Regions from separate parts of the Homo sapiens genome. Here region 1 is linked to region 2. The links are chromatin contacts, found by Hi-C in ENCODE. All regions are on one chromosome and are shown on one strand. Each heading gives the region's core, a stretch centred on a gene start or an enhancer-like site at or near the end of the contact. The rest is flanking DNA. Distances are from core to core; before and after follow the strand shown. Region 1 holds the start of ZNF367 (zinc finger protein 367). Region 2 holds the start of IARS1 (isoleucyl-tRNA synthetase 1).

Evidence for each region. A loop is a pair of places that touch in the nucleus more often than their neighbours do. Pooled maps may share reads with other maps.
Region 1: a map of B cell shows a loop between it and region 2 (15-fold over the local background). The contact joins the promoter of ZNF367 here to the promoter of IARS1 in region 2. A Hi-C loop is called at or near these places in 2 of 168 maps with a recorded cell type or tissue (B cell and CD4-positive, alpha-beta T cell) and 7 of 50 pooled maps.

The regions. Positions count from the first base shown.
Region 1 is chr9:96,415,896-96,420,618 of GRCh38, forward strand. It overlaps ZNF367 (zinc finger protein 367), which reads right to left and starts at 2,475. Exons shown (of 5, transcript NM_153695.4): 1 at 1,718-2,475. The coding sequence starts at 2,137. RefSeq lists enhancers at 1,042-1,281, 2,756-3,289, 3,290-3,823, 4,340-4,723 and silencers at 1,642-1,881, 2,182-2,321, 2,432-3,091, 3,352-3,621.
Region 2 is chr9:92,292,447-92,296,810 of GRCh38, forward strand. IARS1 (isoleucyl-tRNA synthetase 1) reads right to left here and starts at 1,251. Exons shown (of 34, transcript NM_002161.6): 1 at 1,165-1,251. It overlaps MIR3651 (microRNA 3651), which reads right to left and starts at 101; the gene lies at 12-101. SNORA84 (small nucleolar RNA, H/ACA box 84) reads right to left here and starts at 147; the gene lies at 15-147. RefSeq lists an enhancer at 1,633-1,682.

The DNA.
Region 1 (4,723 bases), core at 1,225-3,724, 4.1 Mb after region 2:
GGTCTCAAGTGATCCTCCTGCCTCAGCCTCCCATGTAGCTACGTATATAGGTGCAGGCCGCCAGATGCGGTCTATGTTGCCCAGGCTGGTCTTGAACTCCTGGTCTCAAGTGATTCCCCAGCCTCAGCCTCCTGAAGGGATCACAGGCATGAGCCACCTCACCAGGCTCTGTTATGGTTTTTTTTTTTGTTGTTTTTTTTTTTTTTTTTTGAGACGGATTCTCGCTCTTTTGCACAGGCTGGAGCGCAGTGGCCTGATTTCAGTTCCCTGCAAGCTCCGCCTCCCGCTTCACGCCATTCTCCTACCTCAGCCTCCCGAGTAGCTGGGACTACAGGCGCCCACCACCAAGCCCGGCTAATTTTTTGTATTTTGAGTAAAGACGGGGTTTCACCGTGTTAGCCAGGATGGTCTTGATCTCCTGACCTCGTGATCCGCCCGCCTCTGCCTCGCAAAGTTCTGGGATTACAGGCGTGAGCCACCGCACCCGGCCCAGGTTCTGTTCTTTCAAATGTTTACTGAGGTGCAGTTTCAAGAGCTGAAGTGTATAAAAACCTATAGTTTTATAACCTTATAATTATTTAATAATAATGCCACATAAAATATATCAATTTCCTCAAAACCCAAACAATGTAGTTTCAACATCCTTGTGACTGCATGTAAAATGATCAAACTCGTTTCAACTTATACATTATGTGCTGATACAGATGCAGTTATCCACTATGTGATTTACTTGTTATCTCTTGCAAATTGCTTATCTTATACAGCCACTTAACAAATGGAACCTGGATATTACCCTTCTGTTAGCACCATTCATTCATTACACAAATATTTTTTGAGCACCTTTATTGAGCATTTACAGAATGTAAGGTAGTAAAGTCATATAGTCTTCTAGATAGAAATACTCCTGGCTCACCTGGAGCTTACAGTCTACAGAGTTCAGTATAAGTCAGCAGAAAGTCACCCCAAACACATGCAGGACTAAAAGCCACAAAACCTCGACCTAGTCCCCGCTCTTCCACTACTGAGCTGTGCCATCGTGGGAAGGTCGCCTCACTAATCACTGTAAGCCCCAGCTGCCTGATCTGTAAAATAGGTTTGAACCAGTGGTAACGACCTTCCCAGCTTTAAGCAGTCGGAGACTGCAAGCAATTTTAGCGTCCCATTCCACTATGTGCTCTCAACACCTAGCAAGTAGTATGCTGGATAAATGAAAGGCAGCGAAGGCACAACTTCAGCCGCAGAACAGGCCCAGAAGTCCTTTCTTGCTCTTCGGCTGTCTCTGCAGGGCATCTTTTAACAGGGCGAGGGCGATCTGCAGTAATGGAGCAAACACTGTGCGCTCCCTGCCCTCTCGCAGTCGGTGGAACAACTCAAGGCCCTCATCCCTCTCGTTTCCTCTCGGAACTGAGGACTCGGCAGCCCGCCGGGAGGATGTCAGTGGCCGTTGACCCGGCCTCCCCAGCGACCCCGGGCCGCGCTCCCGCCCACTGCACCTGCCGCAAGGACGGTCTCCCGCGCCGCTCCCGCCTGTCACGTGACAGGCCCCCCCCGACTGGGGCCGGTTTTTGGCGCGCGGCAGTGACGTCAGCATCCTGTCAGCCGCAGCCCCCGCCGTAGCCGGATCGACCTCGCGTTTTCAACTCCGCCCCGCCCGCCGCACCGTTAACGGGCCCCGGCTGCCCCACGTCCCGCCCGCCCGCCCGCCCGCGCCGCTCACCTTGAGGTGGCCGCTGTCTGGGCTGCTCGCTTCCTCCTCGTCCTCACCTCCCGAGGCGGCGGCGGAGGCCGAGGCGGCGGGCGGGGGCGCGCCCCGGCCACGAAGCCCCGAGTGCTCGGCGGCTGCGGCTGCAGGCAGGGCGGCCGAGGCGGCGGCCCCCGCGGCCCCAGGGCTGAGCGTCACGTTGTGTGCGTTCTCGCCCCAGCGCCACGGGTACACCATGAAGTCGCTGAAGCCGGGGCTGGTGGGGATGAGCGGCGGCGGCGGCTCCGGCTCCCCTCCACCGCCGCACGTTGGCTTGATCGGGGTCGTCCTGATGACCGACACCAGCACCCGCTTCGGGGAGTCGTGGCAGAAGATGACGGGCGGCGGCGGCGGCGGCGGGTTCTCCGCCATGGGCGCCTCGAAGCCCCGGATCATCGCCCGGCCCGACCCCCAGCTCCGGCGGCCCCGGGCCGCACTCCTGAGCACCGCTCTGCCCCTCACTCGCTCTGCTCCGAGTCGCAGGCTCAGTCCTGCCGGCTCATGGCAGACTGACGTTTCCCGGAATCCTGCGCAGCAGCCACCTAACTAGTTGAGCAGACGGCACCGGCGGGCAGGGCTGGACCCCAGCCCCAGGTCAAGCGCGCCCTCCGCTCTTTGTACTCCGCAGCGCAGGCTGCAGGGGTGGGAAGCAGCGGGCGGCCCGGCCCTTGCGGTGACAGGAAAGCAGGACGCGCGGCGCTGAGCCCCCAAAAATAACAACCTGCCGCCGCGGTGCCTGCCCCGGCTTTTCCCGCGTTACATTTCGCGCCTGGGCGGAACCAGTCACCGCGAGGCCGCTGCCCGCTGGCCGCACCGGCGAGTGACAGGCGGCGCGAGCCAATGGCCAGGCCTGGCCTTCTTTCCAGCCGGCCGGGGCGGGGCCGGGTCTGCGCGCGGGTCCTTCCCACCTCGCCATTGGCCGCCGCTCTTATATTTTTTTCTGTCTGGAGGGCCAACAGCGTTCGAAACTCCAGTGGAGCGCGCGGCGTCTCCACTCGCCCGGACACACCCGCCTGCCGCCCCGCCCCGCCGTCCCTCCGCGTGGTTAGTCCGGGCCAGGGAGACAAGGGCGGCGGGGAGGGCGGCAAGAGGGCGGCTGATTGGACAGCGGCGGGGCGGGGTCGGGGGGGGTGGTGATCGTTGGGCGGTGGAGGCGCGCGCCCCGCTCGGCCCCGCCCGCCGTTGGTTGTTGGGCCGCGGTTCCCGCGCGCAGGGAGTTTAAAGGGCTGGGGCCCCGCCGCCCGCCCCGCCCTCGGTCCCACCACCCGCCCGGCGGCTGGAGTCTCTGCTGCCCGAGGTCCTGATGGGCACCCGGCGTGCCTGGTTTCTTAATCGAGTTCCGTCTGCTCAGCTGTTGCACGCTCTGTGAACCAGCCCTGTCAGCACCGCCCTGACTCCTCCGGGCCGATTGTGGGCCTCCGGTTCCCCATCTGTGGAAAGGGGAGAGTCCAGGAAGTGGCCTCCGAAGTCCCTGCGGGCCGCTCGCGGCGCGGAGGCCACAAGAGCCGGGCGAGAGTAGACACTCTCACCCTGGACTGATGCCCCGAAGTTGCCTCGGGGATCTCCCCACCCCGGCGACCCCGCTCTACCGAGCGGCTGCTCCGGGAGTCGGGGCAGCGCCCTACTTTGCTCGGCCCCCACCTGCCCCGGCCGCGTCCTAGTACTCGCGCCGGGACGCGCGGAGCCCCAACGTCCTCTGCCCGCCCCGCCCCAGCCCCGCCTGGCTGGCGCCGACCGCGGCCCGGGTGGGGCTCGCAGGCTGCAGAGGAAGGACCGGGCGGAGGGGTTGCCCGGCTTCCTACCCGCTAGATGTGGCCTGGGGAGCTGCGTTTTGTTCTTGGGAATACAGATTCCCAGGCACCGCCTGATTCGCGGTAGGGGCTCAATAAATATTTGCTGAATGGATGAATGAATATCCATTGGTTAAGGGTTAGGATTGGTAATTAAGTTAGAACACGACTGTATAATAACAGATAACTAAGCTGAATAGCTTTTCTCTCTGTGAAAGACACACAAATGCACAGCTATGACTAAATTAAGCCACAATTGTTTAAAAACAAATAAAGGAAACTGTACTGATATGAACAATTTCAAAAATGTATTTTTATTTTAAAAGGCAAAACAAGCAATAGTGTGATTTTATGTAAAATTGTTAAAGTGGGGAAAATACGTTTTTACTTTTAGACGTACATAAAATATCTGGCAAGATGCAAAAGAAACATGGATCATGGAGGGAAATTGTGTGGCTGGGAACAGAAGTGAAAAGATTTCAAGAAATACAATATATAACTATCTTTTGAACTTTGAACCAAGTGAAAGTATCCTTTTAAGAAATGAAACAGTATATAGCCTCCATTTTCTGGAGGCCTACTACAAAAATAGCATATATGTACTGATACACAATAATACATATGGATGTTTCACAGTTCACTCAACAATTGGGTAAGGAAGATATTTTTCCCATTTTATAAATGAGAAAAGTTGAGGCTTGTACAAGATTACATAATAAATCCTTTGGAAGAATAAGTCTGTACTGCCTGTGGATTATATTCAGTGTCTGCTGAGCAAAAGGAGGAAAAGGCTGAAAAATGGGACTCACACATTTCTCGGTCCCGTTTCTCATATTCCAAAACTTTCAGGGTTTAGGGGCAAATTTCATATTGTAATGGTTGATCTAGAAAGTTGAAAGTTCAGCCCTACTTTCACCTAATTTAGTAAACATACATTTTGTTTTTACAGTTTAATACCAAAAAACATATTTTTCTGAATCAGTTGGAAGGGAAATGTTATCCATCTGTTTTATACTTGACAAGTAGTGTAAAGAAAAAAGTGATCTATCCATCATGGACACTCGAATTAGGGGTTGAGCAAAATCCAACAGATTAATCACCAACAAATAGTTACTGTTTAACATTCAGAGCATGCCCCAGAGGGCAAGATGAATCATCCAGCACAGGATGCTGACTTTCTGCTTCTAAAAAT
Region 2 (4,364 bases), core at 1-2,500:
CTATTCAGGAAGAATCATGTACCAGCGACCGGGCTATGGCAGCTGCTGAGGAGAAGCAGCCTCCATGCATAAATCACAGGATTGCTATGGCCCATCGAATCCACTGGAGAGCTGTCCATGCACAACAGCATCCAGCAACCACAGGGCAGGGACAGAGCAGGTTAACCTTGCACAACAACCTTGTTGTGCAGAGGGATGCCATCCCCTTTGCTTCCCTCTTATTATAATCCAGGCCCTTGACTCTTCGCTGCTCCACAACTCCTTCAGGTCACCTTAACCTCAACTTCCCGTTCAGCAATTTCGAGACCACCCTCCCTGATATTAACTACATATTATTCACATTACTTCATATTATTTTGCCTCAATATATTTTAGAAACGCACACTAAAACCATGTTTTGTTTAAAATTTCATAATTCCTTCCAGAATTGCTTCCCTTTTAAACTACTGTATTAGTGGTTCCAATATTCTTCCCATTACTTAGGCATGACATTTTTGAGTCACCCCTGACACTACTCAGAAGATACACACAACCAATTAATCATCAAGTCATGTGGATCCTACCTATAAGCCTATTTCTGTTCCCCCTTTTCATTCTCCTCTAAATCCATTTCTGTTTCTCCTTTTATTCTCAGGTCTTCATAATCTATTAAGTCAAATGTAACCTGAAAGTGGGACCGTCTCAAACGTTTCCTCAATTTAGTTATATCCTATTAACATAGACTCCACAGGTATACTCATGCAAATGTACAAAATGTGTATACAATGACATTCACCGAATAATTGTTTCTCCAGGCAAATAACTGAAAACAATCTAAATATTCATGGTGACTGAAGTAAATTACGGTACATCAATAAAATAAGTATCTCGCAGCCATTGAAGGTAATAAATTAAGACATATAAAAATACGTATTGCCTATACATAAAGTCACAGCTATATCAATTTATACTATGTATATCATTTTAAAAAGATTTTACTCATTTCAAACACTACCTCATTCAAAAAGGCGACCATAAATTCCTGAGGCTGGAAACGAACGAACGGCAAGCCCCGAAGAAACACGCTCTTTTAAAAATTAAATCTTGTGCTACTGTTTCGGGGTTGTAACGCGTGCGTGACCCTCGTCTTTGAGGGCCGGATCCTGCAGGGAAGAGAGGGCGTACCTGAGGGGCCTCGCGTGCCTGGACAGCCCCGCGGGCCAGCAAGCCTAAAAGCAACTCATCCGGCGTCCACGCTGCAACCGGGCGCACGGAGGTGATGCAACGCGCTGAAAATGCGGGATCCAGTGAAGGAGACAGGCTCCGCACCGGCCAATCAGTGCGCGCTGCCTGACACCTGCCAACAAGCCAGGCGCCGATTGGTCGCGCCGGACATGATTGCGCCCACTGGCTCGGATGGTGCGACAGTGGTGCTTGCTGGTTTTGCGCCTCCACGTGGAAAACGAACCAGCGCTGAGGGCGGCGCTGTGCGTGCTGCTTGTATCCGTTGCAGTAGTGTAGACCGAGGTCTCACTCGGGTTGTGGGCACCTCCGGGTAGGTGACGGCCCACTGGGAAGGGGCGCCGAGGTCGGGGCTCATGTTCTTCATCTTGTTTGCTTTTGTCAGTATTTATCTGACTGGACACTTCGTACCTAAATTGATAACGACAAACAGCAACTTCCGGAGAGGTGGCTTTAATAATTATACTTTTGGGCCCTGAGCCGCCGACCCCAAAGCCGCTTCTCCTATCATAAATGGCTACGTGAAACGATAATAACAAAAGGGAAGGAAGGGTCTGACAACCAGATTTAAAAGTTTTATTGTATTTTACTTAAAATGTTTCCGGTAATGAAAACATTGCACAAACGATTTTTTTTTCTTTTTTTGAGAAGCGGTCTCATTCTGTCGCCCAGGCTGGAGTGCAGTGGCACGGTCATGGCTCACTGCAGCCTCAACCTCCCCGGATCAGATGATCCTCGCACCTCATCCCTGGCCAAGTAGCTGGGACTACAGGCTAGCGCCACCACGCCCGGCTAATTTTTGTATTTTCTGTAGCAACGGGGTCTTGCTATGTTGCCTAGGCTGCTGTCAAACTCGTGGGCTCAAGCGATCTGCTTGCCTTAGCCTCCTTAACTGTTGGGATTACAGGCATGAGCCACTGCACCCGGCCTGCATACTTATTATCATTGCTATGAGTCGGCTTGGTACCTTACTGATCTGCTGGTTAAAATCTGGAGCCTTGCAAAGGGCAGTAGGCCTCGGGCTTTGGCCCCAGAGCCTCTAAAGGAAATTCTGGATCTTGCCAAATTGGGAGTAGTTCCGTAGCTGCCTATTGTATCCGTTAGAGGGATATAAAAAATTTATCTGGCCTAGAATAGGTAGAATGCAGTTTCTTATTAAGTTTAGGAACATTTTGATAGTCTGTTCAGCATATATTTAACTTTACTTACCGTCTTGGCCCTGTGTGAAGGATTAAAGTGGTTTCATGTCCTCCATCATGGGTAACTCAGTGTTCTGACTATACTCACATAACGTACATAATTTAATAGCTGCAAATCTTGTTAATTAACTGAAAGTATTTGGAATGTGTTTGAAGTTTTCACATTCCTCACGTTGCCACCTTGTTCAGTTCATTTTTGTCACCTATCCAGAGAGCCCAGATAGAGCCAGACAGAGGGCTCCTGGACAAAGGTGAGGTAGGCCAAGTCTAATTATTTAAAAATTTGATTGAGAAACATTTATATTAATAGTACTGTTGTGTTGGAAATAATGCTCAAAATCCTAAGGAAATTGAACATTCAAACAAAGGATTTTCAGCAAAGCAATTTTACTTCTGCGCAGAGGGGTGCTTCTCCTTGGCCAGTCACCATGAGAGCACACCAGAACAAAGGGGCACGAGAACCTTTATCCCTGACACAAACCCTGCCCCTGTACCCTTTCTCCATTGGCCGGAGTTGGGCCTCACAATCTAAAATAACCACAGTTGGCTAAACATTTTAACTTTCTTTAGATAAGGTGGGCACGTAAGAGAGAGGGGAAAGGGGGAAGGGCTGTCTGTAATGAGCTAGAGAGCTAGTCTTCTCTTCGGATAAGGAATACGAGCTGGTACTGATAACGCCTGGTACTGTGGCCTGTCTAGGCATGTAACAAAGGCAGAAAGGAAAGAGGAGAAAAAGGGAAGAGGGGGGCACTGTGAATTAAAGAATAAAGGATTGATCAGGCTATTTGAAGAGAAACCTCATCATGTCCCACAGTTGGAAGGTATGGGAAGACTAAGTCTAGAAAAAGTTAAGCAAATGAAAAAATTCCAGCAAAAAAGTTAACTGTAGTCAAAATATATTACTTGGACTGAAGAGGTGAATAATTTTTTCACCTTTTCAGAATATGTAGTGTCTGGAAGTGAAAAACCAAGAAATCAGAGCATAAGCATGTTAGGTAGAAACATGGAGGTAAATACTAGAGAAATTAAATTGCTGAAGGTGGTTTCATCTGGGGAGCAGGAACTGGGGGGTGGGCAAGGCTACTTGATGTTACTTATTTGTCTGCTTGTGAAACATGTGCCGGATTTAAATTACGGCCACACATTCTGACACTCCTCCCACTAAGAAGTGAGGATCTGTGTCCCCTCCCTTTCAGTCTGGTTGGGCTGTGTGTCAGTTTAAACCTGTAGAATACAGTGAAGTGACTGAGCCGGTTTCTGGGCCAGGCCTTAAGAGACAGGCAGCATCTGCTTCCTGCCTCTGAGAACACTTGCTCCTAGAGCTTTTTTGCTATGCTGTAAGGAAGCCCATGAACAGGCACTGAGTGGGCCATCTTAGAAACAGATCCCGTAGCCCTAGCTGAACCACCCCAGTGAAAGCACACAGCACAGATCAGCAGTCCCTAGTGAGTGTTGACCAAATTGCAGTATTTGTGCATAAAATAAATGATTGTTACTGAGATGATTTGCTATGCAGCAATAGAAAATAAGGTACAAATGTGATCTACATCAAGAGAAGGTAGAAAGTGTGAATTATTTATCCTGCTGCTTAGTTGTCCACACTCTCCTTGAAGTCTGAAGTTTTGGAAACCTAGGAATCCAGAATTACTCTTCAAGTTATTTAGTTCCTTGGACCCTTACTAAAAAAACATAGAGCATAAGCCCTAGGGTCATAATGGTTAACACACCAGATGAAATCCCAACAGTTAAGAGTTTATATTCAGCATAGGTAAATCAATAAATACTAATTTTAGGTACACACATCATGGCTTAATGATAGTCCCTTGGAACTATATAATACTATTTCTTTTTTTTTTTTTTTTTAAGATGGAGTCTCACTCTGTTACCCAGGCTGGAGTGCAGCAACATGATCTCAGCACTGCAACCTCTGCCTCCTGGGTTCAA